Linked DNA regions of Homo sapiens: region 1 is linked to region 2. The links are chromatin contacts, found by Hi-C in ENCODE. All regions are on one chromosome and are shown on one strand. Each heading gives the region's core, a stretch centred on a gene start or an enhancer-like site at or near the end of the contact. The rest is flanking DNA. Distances are from core to core; before and after follow the strand shown.

Region 1 (6,282 bases), core at 2,965-5,464, 40 kb before region 2:
CCAGCTGGCCCAGGTAGGAATGCTCCCTGGGGAAGGCTGCTGTTGACTTGCTTCAACACAGAACTGACCGGCAGGAGGAATGAGATGTGTAGGTCTAGGCACTACCCACACCTACTTAAACACACAGACTGCCCTGAGCATTGGAACTCAGTCGAAGCTTAGACTGACTGGTGTGCCTTTTGTGACACACAGGTACCTTCCAACCAGGTACCTGCCCTTATCACCACTGACTAGGTGAGTGACTGGAGTCTGAGTCAGGGGTCCGACTGAATGCAAGAAACAGATTCAACAAAAAAACTAAGAATTTTCTGAAAGGCAAAAAACAGTTTTTCTTTACCAGGTTTGTATAATACAAAAGGGAATTTTCCTCTGTATTATCTAAGATCCCTAAGAACATGTTAGGGAGGCAGGACAAAAATCAACAGTTACTGTGAATGACAGGACTTCATTTTTTTTTTCTGGCTGGATAGTATTCCCAGGAAATTAAGTGAAGTAAGAACAGAAAGTTGAATACCATGTTTTCACCCATACATGGAAGCTAAAAAACACTGATCTCATAGAAGTAAAAAGTATAACGGAGGATAGTAAAGGCTGGGAAGGAAGGAGTAGGGATTTTTTCAAGGATACAAAATTATAGCTAGAGAAGAGGGATCTTGCTTGTGTTCTACAGCCCGGTAGGGTGACTCTAGGGACCCATAATATATACAGAGTTTCAAATAACCAGGAGGAGGATACTGAATGTTCCCAACACAAAAACATGCTACATGTTTGAGATGATGGATATGCTAATTTCCTTGATCTGATCACCATACATTATATGTATTAAAAACATCACTATGTATCCCATGAATATGCACAATTATTATCTGTCAATTAACAAATTAAAAGAAGTAAAAATATACACATATAGTATCTACAGAGTGTGCAGTCACTGTCACCAATGCAGATTGATCAGAAATAGGGTGGGTCCATCACAGACCATACAGTGAGTTGATGGCAAATCCTGCAGGCAGTCAACCTAGTTATGGCAACAGGTGCCCAGAATGCCAGGCACATGGCAGGAAATACAACACAGGGGTCAGAACACCATGAGTTTCTACTTGGGTCCAGCAAACTAATGCCTCACTCACTAGGAATGGGTGATCCATGCAGCTGTTACGGGGCTTTAATAAGCAACTCTCTTGTACTAATAGAAAATGTATGGTTACAATCACATAAGCATAAGCAGTGAAAGTTTCCGACTTTACTTTTTACAGTTCCCAACACAACCTAAGAAGTTGTCGGCTGGGCGCAGTGGCTCATGCCTGTAATCCCAACACTTTGGGAGGCCGAGGCAGGCGGATCACCTGAGGTTGGGAGTTTGAGACCAGCCTGACCAACATGGAGAAACCCTGTCTCTACTAAAAATACAAAAAATTAGCCGGGCACGGTGGCACATGCCTGTAATCCCAGTTACTTGGGAGGCTGAGGCAGGAGAATCACTTGAACCCGGGAGGCGAACGTTGCGGTGAGCCAAGAATGTGCCACTGGACTCCAGCCTGGTGACAGAGCGAGACTCCATCTCAAAAAAAAAAAAAAAAAAAAAAGAAGTTGTCTCTATTTCAGAAAATAAAATTTAAATATCCATTTGCCTCACCACAAGATTTAGAATTAGGGGCTAGGAAATCCCCTTGGCTTCTCTATGGGGAATCTGTTAAGCCAACAAGGGATCCTTCCAGGGCTTTTGTGGGAGATTTTCAAGGCTAAGTATAACTACAGTATCTTCAGCGTTGATTTCATTTGAACCCTATAACTTTGAGGATAATTACTCAGTAAAACTCAATGGCTTTTTAATTAGGCAGTTAGTGTTTACATCTTGGTTCTGAGACCCTGGGCAAGGTGTCATGACCTCTGCAGACCACACTCCGTTAAGAAAGCACAAACAGATGATTCCCTGGAAGTACTTAGCATCATCCTTGCATGACAGGGATGTAGAGAAACACAGATGATGCCCCCAAGGAGCCTTACCCCCATTGTTAGAGTTAAGGGTTAGGTTCTTGGTCCTCCATTTTAATTGCTTAAATGACATAAGGACTTACATGATTAGGAAAATGGGAAGCTCTGGTCATTCCAGCGGGGCACACGTTGAGGAGGTGGTTTTGGATCTTACTCGGGCCTCTCTGCACCATACACCTCTCCCAATGCACACCCACAGAGGCCCCTCAGGTTGGCAATGGCTAGTAGTGTGCACGGCCCCCAGAAGCAGAAGCTAGAGCAGTGCTAAGGAGAAAGGCTCACGGCATGGCCTTCTCACGTGAAGCTCTTGAGCCCTCCAAACCTCACTGGGAGTCCAAGTCCTTGGCATAACCCAGGAGAGCCCCTCACGGAGGGACAGATGCCCCAGCCTTCCTGGGCAGAGATGTGCTCCTGCTTGCAGGGTTCATCTTCACCCCAACCTGAACCGCTCAGACCCTAGAACCTTCTAGCACAGCTACATAATAAATACAAACACCAAACCACAATAAAGCAGCTCCTTACAACAAATCTACCCCCCAGTCTCTGGGTGAATGCCTCCTTAGATATGTAAATCAACACTCTTCCTACACGATGACACAAAATGCTGGCTGATGTCTCATTTCAGCTAATAGTATGCAAACTTCTGAAAACCACACTGTTTTTGAGAAATGGCCACCTACACGATACGCTGCCCTACTGGGCGACCCTGGCCTGCTGGATTTCCACTAAACCATTAGGGGATACCCATGGAACAGGGTGACAGAACTCTCTTTAGAGGGTTAACAATTCTGAAGCCTTTTGTACTCAAGTGACTTCAATCCAAGCTTTCCCTAGAGGTTAATGTATCATTTTTTTAAAACAACCCAAAAGGAGTTTGACTCACGGTCTCTCCACCCGTGCAGTATAGTAATCGAGCCTAAAGAAGCTTTCAACATCAAACCAAGGCAGAGAAATCCTCAAAGATGAGATGGTATCACTGACTTCAACATCATAAAACAATGGAAAAATAATAGGCTAGGCTAGTCTTTTCTTTTAAAGTAACAAAAACTTTCAAAGTCTCAAAACTATTAAAAATGAGTGGCCTCATTTTCCCCTTTCCTTCTCCCCTGTCCTCCAGGGTACACTCACCCAAGGACGAATGTAAGTTAACAACACTCAGCAGCCCAGGAGAATTCGCTCAGAATGTCAAGCATTTGAAACAAAAGGCTTTAATTGAAACAAGCAAAAAAGATCTCCCCCACTCCAAACCCTAAACAAACAAAACACATCTTTTCATCTTTTATGCAGTAAATATAAGGCTACCAATATAGACCACAATGTGCAAAATTTTGCTGTGCCTAAACCTGGGTAAAAATAATTTGCATGGGGTATTTAAAAACAAAAAAACAAACAAACAGAAAAACAAATGAGAACCATTCGCAAAGGTAGTCGAGAAGGGATTAAGTGCCAAGGCCTCCCTGCCCCATCGGATTTTCATGATTTCAATTCAATCAATCCCACCAGCCTCGCCGGGGTTCATTTTCCACTCTCCACCACTCAGCATGAATCTGAGCTCCTGGACTGTTTCCCTCTGTTTTTGCAAGCCTGCAACATTCCAAACACTTGGGTTCAGACGCCTTGAAAGAGTTTGCATTTCCCTTCAAAGACTTTATCCGTATTCTGGCATCCTCCACTCTAACCTAGGGAGGCACATTTTAATGCCCAACTCATGAGACTTTCAAGAGCAAAAGGGGTGTTACATATGTGTTTGCAAGGATCGATTAAGCCCAGTGAATGGTCACTCTGAAGCCTTTTAAATTTTTTTTCCAATTGGCACCCTGCCTTTTGCAGAGCTGAGGCACTTCTCTGTCCTGAGATTTGAGGCTTGTACATACCTAGGTTCTCTCCTCCCCACACATCCATCATCATGTCGTACTTCCCCAGTTCTTCAAAATAGAACTTATCCATCACAAACAGCCCACCAGCAATCATGGGGGTTCTAAAGAGGCAGAAAGAAGAGGGGGGAGGGAGGAGAGGGCAAAGTCAAGGTTAGATTGCCAGCACCCTTGCGCCAAGGCCAAGCCTTGATTCCCTAACAATAAGCTGATCTTCAGAACAGCCACACTGCCACTGTTTTCTGCTCAGTGCCCAGCATGCCACTCTCTCTGCTTCACCACTGCTGCCTTCAAATGCCTCCCCCACTGTCCCTGCCTGGATGTTCCCACAGTGCCAGGGGCTGGACTGAGCCTCCCCTATGTGGGAGCGACTGCTGGGGCTGGATCACTACTCACTGACATGCTGCCATAGGCAAAGAACTCGGCCTTTCTGTGTGTCAGTTTCCTTATAGGGTAGCTACGAGGATTGCAAAAAATCATGGGCATAAAGCCCTGAGCACGCTTAGGAAATGCTCCACAGCACCAGCTCTCATTATCACTATCATAGATGAGACTCCACCTCCTACAAGGGAACCCACCATGCTCCTCACTTCATCATCCCAGGAAGGGGTTGACAACAGATGTACACTGAGCTCCCTACTTTGTTCCCAGAAGCGATGCTGTGCGAATTCAGTGTAAAGTGCTGGGAAGGTCTATGGCACACTGCAGATGTTGGCTAAATGTCAGCAAATATATTTCAGCGCTAAGTACTCTGTGAATGCTATCTCACTTAACCGTGTGCCAACTTGGAAGAGGTGGCCCCCTTCTCTCCCCAGCTAGAGAAGGCATCCTGACTCTCAACCAGAAAGCCCACCGCCCGGCCTGGGAATCTTAAAAGCATGGGCTTCATGAGCATGGGCTCCTTCCTCTGCAGGAGAGCAAAGGCCTGCTGGGCAGTAGCAGCAGTAAGCCTCCTGCTGCCCACCAAGCCCCTTTTCCTGGGCCTGGGGTCAGCTCGGAGATCCTGCTCTGCTACAGAAACGCTCTACATTATCAACATACAGGAATGCACAGACCTAGCAGATAGGCCTTATAAACCTATGTGAGACTTCAACTGTGGAAAAGAAATCTCCAAGGATTTTATTCTATGACCTGGTGGAAGGTGCTCATCTTTGAGCTGAGACGAGGGGAAACCGGAGGGCAGAAGGTGAACAGCCCCCACTGGGTCTCCAGGCGGTGCGGGCCCAGCAAAGAAGCTGGAACCTGGGGTCTCATCTGGGAGGGGCACCCTGAAGGATGCTGGCACTTACTTTATAGGGGCGACTGGGTTCCCCTGCCGGGACCTTCTCTGCTCAGGCGTCATGTAATCCCACTTGAATACCAAGTTCCAATCAAAACCTGCCAGCCAGGAAAAGAAACAGGGTGTTGACAAGAGACTGGCCACTTCCTCCCGACACCCCCATTCCTCACAGCTTAAAAATATTCGATGTTTGGACAGAACTCAATGAAAACCAAAACAAAGCCAAAAAAGAAGGTGTGGAGGAGAGAGAAGGGGACTGGGGGCGTGGGTGTAGCTGAAGAGAGAGACCGGCAGTGAGGGTGAATGTTGAAATCTTCTCCCTGCCCCTCCCTAAAGAAAATGTGAGTCAGGCTTTTCTAATATTGAAATGCATAGGAAAAAATGAAATATGGGGAGAGAACTGGGGTCTGTGTGGTGATAACCAGGGCATGTCCAAGGGCTGTAAGGATGTGAGGAAAAAGAGCATCCAACATGAAAATCAAGCCGTGGTACCTCCAACACTGCCCCAGGGGAAGGCAATGCTGGGGAGGGAACGAGGCTTTGTCAGTTCCCTGGGCCAGCAAACTTCAGACTGTATTTGCAGCAAGAATGGAGTGGGAACATGCTGGGAATATGAAAACTTTAAGGGAAAATGAGCCAGCGGAAGTTGCCAAGCTGGGCAAATAAGCTTCAATTTCAGATATATTTGGCACCTGTTGCATTTCATTTTTGGAATCCACAGACCCCTGAGGATAGAAGAGCCTAGACCCTGTACCCGGACTTGGTTGTGGGCATCTGCAGGGCCTCAGGTCTCGCTCTTGCTCCCAGGGTCACACACATAGTGCCTCTTGGAGGCCAGCAGGCTCCACCTGCGGAAGCTGTCCTGGTGCATCAGGAGGCCACTTCTTGGCAAACACATGGCTCATGGTGCTGCATTTCCAATTCCAAGGGTCTGACAGCAAAACCTAATGACTCTAGGGCATGCATCTTTCAATCCTCTTAAGCTCTCTGCCATCAGGCTTTTTGTCAACAGGGCTTTTGCAATGCCTAAGTTTGGATTTGTCTGCATGCTTTGAATTCATAGTCTGTCCGCCCTGACAGCCCCAGTGACTGAAGGATGGCGGGTGAGGGTTTCTGAGTGTCCTGGGCTGGCCA
Region 2 (6,451 bases), core at 678-3,177:
ACAGGAGTGTGATGCAGAGTAAATAAAATTTTTTATTTTTAGAGATAGAGTCTCACTCTGTTGCCCAGGCTAGAGTGCAATAGCATGATCATAGCTCACTGCAACCACAAACTTCTGGGCTCGAGTGACCCTCCCCTTTCAGCCTCCCAAGCGGCTGGGAGTACAGGTGCACACCACCACACTAGAGTAATTGTTTTTTAAGATGGGGTCTCACTATATTGCCCAGGTTGGTCTCAAGCTATCCTCCTGCTTCAGCCTCTCAAAGAGCTGAAATTACAGGTGTGAGCCACTGTGCCCAGCCTTAAATAAAATTAATGCACACAAAAGGCTGAGCATGGGCCTTGATACCAAAAAATGTTCAATGAACTGCTTTGTTACTGTGATTATTGAACAAGCTTTTAAACATTCACTGTTACACCACACCCAAACTCCACCTGCCCCACGGCCACAAATGCCAACAAAGCCAGAACAGCTAAGCCTAGAGAAGCGCCTGTCCCCACCTGTGACACCCCGTGTGGCCTCCCATCTCCTCCACCAGGACCCTGTGGTGCGGCATACAGAGTTGGAGTTGGGCAGCAAATTGATGCGGGAGGAGTGGGTGCTCGGGCCAGCTCTACCATGGAGCAGCGGTTCCGTCACAAGAATCTCAGGAGGCCAGCGGCGCATGTTTATGAGACGCCGCGAGCTGCCGAGAAGTACAACATAAGGACAAAGCTCCAGCCCTGCCTGGGTCTCCAATCACACTCCCACTGGGGAGCTGTGTGGATTTCCCTAGATCTTCTGCCCCCCTAAAAAGAAAACTCTGAGTCCCCTAATAGTTGCCTTAGCCAAAGCCTCCCTCCAAGCTGGCTGACTTAATGCTGAAAACCTTCACTTGGCTTCAGCAATGTTTGTTCTTCCAGAATAAGAATGGGAAGTTTGGATTTTATCTTTCCCCACAATCCTTAATCCTGATTAGCCACTCTTAAAACAACTGATATCAATACTGACATTCCAGTGAGAGTAAACAGCACAACCCAGGCCTTCAATGTCTGCCCTCTTTAAATGCCCCTAAAAAATAAATAAAAGAATACACCCTTAAGAGCTTTGACCTATGTTTTGGCTGTGTTAAAGGCAGACATTTCAAAAGTGGTCAAAATAGAGTTCTTTAGTAATTCTTCTAAACAAAGGGTGAGCCACTATAATCTGTAACTAGAGTAAAAACAACATATTCTTGACTTAAAGATAAACCGATTAGATGTACAACTTGGACACACTCCTCTCAAAGAAGGTTCCTTTGTAGGGAAATGGTTCAGGCAGTGGTATTTCAGCGTGAGACACAAAAATGTTTCAAAACCCCACATTTTAAATGTAGTGGTGGCAAGGCAGAGAAAAGCTTTCTAATAACTAAACGTTTGAAACCCAAAGGAAACCTGTTTCTTTAACAAGCAGTTCTTGTTTTTAAAGGATTTAATGAAACAAGTCAAAAGGAACGGTGTCTAGTTGACAGGGGAAAGAAGAAAACAAAGAAAATGGTTTCCCCCCTAAAGGTTGATTTCATTTTACATCTGTAAATAATTTCAATGTAAACTGTCCCAAGTTTTCCCTAGTAGAGAGAAAGAGATTTCATAAACTTCCTGGGTTCCTCTACTTTATTTTCTTATCAGATGCATTTCCAGGCAAAAACAATCAAAACCCTCCTGGAAAGGAGTTTGGATCCCGGAAACGCTCCAGCCTGACGACACTCACTTCCTAAGCGCAGCACACTCTAAAGAAGGCATCAAGGGGATGTTACCCCAGGAACCTCTGAACCAGACAACACTGGGGAGAGGCTTCAGAAGAGCTTAAGAGAAAATGAAGGCAAGTGTTACCCAAGTCATTTCAGGATCTGGCTGGCCGGTCCTCCCACTGGCCTGCCGGTCATGCTGTATCGTTTCCACTCTGTATTAGTCAGCCTGGGCTGACAATACCACAGACGGGACCTTAAACAATAGACTTTTTTTTTTTTTTTGAGACAAGGTCTTGCTCTGCCACCCAGGCTGAAGTGCAGTGCAGGCTCAGCCTCCTAGGCTCAAGCCATCCTCCCACTTCAGCCTCCCTTGTAGCTGGGACCACAAGTGTGAGCCACTATGCCCAGCTAATTTTTGTATTTTCTTGTAGAGATGGGGTTTCGCTATGTTGCCCAGGCTGGTCTCAAACTCCTGGACTCAAGCGATTCACCCGCCTTGGCCTCCCAAAGTGCTGGGATTACAGGCATGAGCCACTGCACCTGGCCCAACAATAGATTTGTATTTCTCACAGCTCTGGAGGCTGGAAGCTCAGCTCAAGGTACCAGCAGATCTGGTTCCTGGTGAGGCCTCTTCCTGGCTTGCAGGTGGCCCTGTTCTGCTGTGTGCTCACATGGTAGGGAAAAAAATCTCTCTTTCCATCTTCCTCCTCCTATAAGGACACCTGTCCTGTAGGACAGGTGGATCAGGGCGCCACCCTTTAGGACCTCCTCTAACCTTAATCACCTCCACAAAGGACCTGTCTCCAAATACAGTCACTCTGGGGTTTGGGACTTCAACGTAAGAAACTTGAGGGGGCACAATTCAGTCCACAACACACTCATACTTCCATGCGGCTGCTAGTCAGAGGGACAGAGACTTCCTGTGGGGCCTGTATGGGCTACAAGGCTCAGGAGGTGATGGCTTTCAACCTGCTTTTGAGGGCTGGCTGATGGAGAAGGCAGGTATGACTCAGAGCAATAACAGAAAAAACAAAAAAACAACTTCAACATGCTTTTTTTTTTTTAACTAATGGGGGGAAATAAGTAAATGAGGGCTTGACAGGAAGCCCTGTGGCCATTTGGGTAGGACAGTCTCTTCAATGTGCCAGACCAACCTGGGCTATACGAAATATGTGGCTTCATTGGGCCCTGGTGGTAAATGCCAGGAGCACCCCACGGGTATTCTAACAACCCCCGATCCTCCACCCCCACATTTCCATCTTCGCTCTGGGTGGGTGGCACAGCTCAAGGCTGAGAACCACTGAATTAGACACTCCCCTGAGGCTCCTTTTAGCTTCACAGTCGCATAGCTTCATAAAATTATATCTCCTGATCACGGGAACACAGCCTAAAATAGTACGCAATCTACAGTGTTAGACTGTCCTCAAGTGTCAGCCGTTGGCTCCAGATTCACAGCTAAAGATCTCAATGTTGGAATCGTCCAGGGCTCAGGCCTTGGGCCTCTTCTGTCTGCATCCATTCCCTTGGGCTTAACACCCAGCCTCACGGTTTTAAATACCATCCATACGCTGAACATTTCCAAATTTACATTCCCGCTAAGACCTTCCTCCTGAACACCAGACACATATCCCACCACCTACAAAACAGGTCCACCTACACTGAGCAGCATTAACATGTCCACATTTCCCTACACCTGCTCCACTCACAGCCTCCCTATATCTCAGCTGAGGAGACTGCAGGTCTTCCCTTGTGCCAGCCACAATCCTTGGCACCCTCTTCCAAGCCATACCCCCCTCCAGTCCATTAGCACATCCTGTTGGCCCCACCTTCAGAATATAGCCCACCAGACCACTTCTCACCACCACCAATGCTACTTTCCATTACCTTCTGCCTGGACAGTAAGAACAGCTTCCCAACGCAGAGAGAGAGAGAAAAAACAAACACTTACTACAAAAAAGAAACTTCAGAATTCCCATTGGTTTAATTTGCTTTTAAGTCTTGATAATTTATTTGAAATTTCCAAGCAAGAAGATTATTTTTTTAAATTGAGAAACCATGCAGAGATCACTGTTAGAGGTGAGGGATATCCCAATTACCCTGACTTGATCATTACACATTGTAGACAGGTATCAAAATCTCACATGTACCGCCAAGATAGATAACAACTATGATATATCAATTTAAAAATAAAAAGAAAAGAAATGGTGCTTTCAAAACTAGGATGGGGCTGAATGCCGTGGCTCACACTTACTATCTCAGCATTTTGGGAGGCCAAGGCGGGAGAATTGCTTGAGGCCAGGAGTTTGAGACCAGCCTGGGCAACACAGTAAGACCCCATCTCTACAAAAACTTAGCCTAGCGTCATGATGCGCACCCACGGTCCCAGCTACTCAGGAGGCTGGGGCAGGAGAATCACTTGAGCCCAAGAGGGAAAGGCTACAGTGAGCCAAAATTGTACCACTGCAGCCTGGGTGACAGAGTGAGACCTTGCAGAAAGAAAAGAAAAAAAAAATAAGATGGGCTATCATCTTTCTAATATCTAAGAGGACCTAATATATCTTATACATAGTATTTAGTATTTCACTCACAGCTGGCTTTTGTGTGCTTCCTGATTCCATGTAAATATTTCTTCTTGGTACAATATATACATCTAGAAAGGTAAATAAAGCATAGCCCAGAGTTTTTTGTTTGTCTGTTTGTTTGGGAGGCTCTGAAGCCTTATTCCTTGTATCTATCCTTCAGGGTAATAAGGGGTGGATTATAATCGCAGTTTTCCAGTCCTGGGAGAACACAAACACAATGAGGTTATTTGTGTGTGGCCCATCTTGAGTTCACAGGACCTTTATACTTAAATATCCCCCTTTCCTTCTCCTGTATTCTTTTATGATTCTTCATATCTTGCATGATTTATTGGGCACTCAATATATGCCAGGCACTCTGCTAAACAATTCACTCACTCAGCAAATACTTATTGAATTTACTGAGTGCCCGGAGGTGTCTGAATAACAACCCTGGATACAATAACTCACTATTCGGAAGAAAAAAATAAGTAAAATACACAGTGTGTGGGTGGTGAGAGGAACTGTGGAGAAAAATCAAGCAGGAAAGGGGGACGGGAAGTTTTGGAGTGGGGGTCAGGGGGTTGAACTCCTAGGGAAGATGGTCAAGGGATACCTCACTGAGGTGGCTCAGGGGAGGGGCAACCAGCCCATGTAAACATGTTGCTTAATCTTCATAGGTTACAGATGGAGTAATGTTCTATCATCTTATAGATGATAAAGGTCACAGAATTAAGAACTGGAGGGTCTGAGATTTTCAACCCAGGTCTGTAGGACTCCAAACACCTCATTCTTAATTACCCTCCACCTGTACTGCTTTCAGATTTATCAAAACTAAAGACTGAATTCTACTGTGCAAGAATTTCTATTGATCAACACGAAGGTAGATACTGCAGAGACAAAAAACATTTTATACAGAAAGGTCAAATTCTGAAATAGCTCCCCATTAGATATATTGGGAGAGAAATTCAAAGAGGTAACCCAATCTTCTTAACCTGACATTCAACAAGAATGGTAATTCTAGAGCTTACACTTTGAGACATTAAATCGGCTCAGCTCTAGGCATCCAATTGACTATGGATAGACTTTAATTTAGCCCAAATCCAACAAATGTGGAAGGCATCCCAGCTGCCCCTTTAACACATGCAAATGAACATGACACACTGGCTGGAACTAAAATTAAACCCACCTAAAATGCATCCCACACTGTGGGATGAATATTCAAACATCTGTTTGGACAAACTCATATTTCAAAAACTTTGAAAAAAAATATACGTACATATAGTTTTGGGGACTTTGTAGGGACTTGCAAGGGAGGCAGATGAGAAAGCCAGCCCACATGCTGATGAGCCATGAGAAAGAACACCATTCTTCTCTCAGCTCACAGGGTAAGTTAAGTATGTAAAGATAAAATCTTGTGGGAAAACTAGCTCTTAACCCACATGGTGAAAAGAAATTCAGACCATCTCATGGAGATGTCATGCCAAGCAGTCGACTGAAGTCATCAGGGAAGATTTCTGCACTAGATTCTGCTAGACTTTATTCCCCTGAGTTTAGGCCAAGCCCTTCTTAAAAGCTACACGGACGCTTTCTGGTCTTCAGTCAGTAGCTCTTAATCACTGGGCAAGTTATCAACATTCCGGGCACCTCCGTTTCCTCTCTGTGTATGAAGATAAGCTTCAAGCCTATCTTAAAGGGTTGTGTGGATTACGTGGGTGGGGGCCGGAGAAGCACCTGGCATGGGCTGCTTGGCCTGGTTAGCCTGGGGATGGGCTGGTGGTGGGGAAGTACACACCTGGGACCCTCTGGAAAAAGTGAAGGACCCTGTCCCCAGAAACGCACCTACATATACACTTGCGATCTTGCACACAGCTTCGGCCTCAACACTTTCACAACATCCCAAAGCCCATGCATGGCTCCCTGGAGGTCCTTGGACCCCAGGTTGTCACCCCTTATTTTAGATACAGTACTAAACAGTTAGTCAAGCTGACTTTAACCAGGACAGCATAAGGACTGAGTAGAGCTGGCTTTAGAAAAGAAATTAATGGATGACAGGAAACATTAATCAAAGACAATCTTTTGGAGTGGAGTTAGGAAAATGATGAGATTCTTACTATTATATAAGATATGTATGTTTACATATACTCATATGTATCAGATATTAACACACAAACACACACACACA

The links. Hi-C counts contacts between places; a loop is a spot of excess contacts on that map. Pooled maps may share reads with other maps.
Region 1: a loop to region 2 is called in a pooled map, with 7 times the contacts of the local background. The contact joins two enhancer-like sites. A Hi-C loop is called at or near these places in 2 of 168 maps with a recorded cell type or tissue (adrenal gland and heart left ventricle), 6 of 37 single-sample maps with no recorded cell type and 17 of 50 pooled maps.

What each region holds. Positions count from the first base shown.
Region 1 is chr1:230,248,148-230,254,429 of GRCh38, reverse strand. GALNT2 (polypeptide N-acetylgalactosaminyltransferase 2) reads right to left here. Exons shown (of 16, transcript NM_004481.5): 9 at 5,159-5,246; 10 at 3,870-3,973. Among named protein-coding and RNA genes, the nearest start is that of PGBD5, 180 kb to the left of the region's middle. RefSeq lists enhancers at 1,765-2,425, 2,426-3,087. Within about 2 kb of position 4,214, at least 3 of the 41 ENCODE cell types and tissues checked have a DNase peak (open chromatin) inside an H3K27ac peak, as active enhancers do.
Region 2 is chr1:230,205,363-230,211,813 of GRCh38, reverse strand. The region is part of intron 3 of GALNT2 (polypeptide N-acetylgalactosaminyltransferase 2); the gene reads right to left. Among named protein-coding and RNA genes, the nearest start is that of GALNT2, 140 kb to the right of the region's middle. Within about 2 kb of position 1,927, at least 11 of the 41 ENCODE cell types and tissues checked have a DNase peak (open chromatin) inside an H3K27ac peak, as active enhancers do.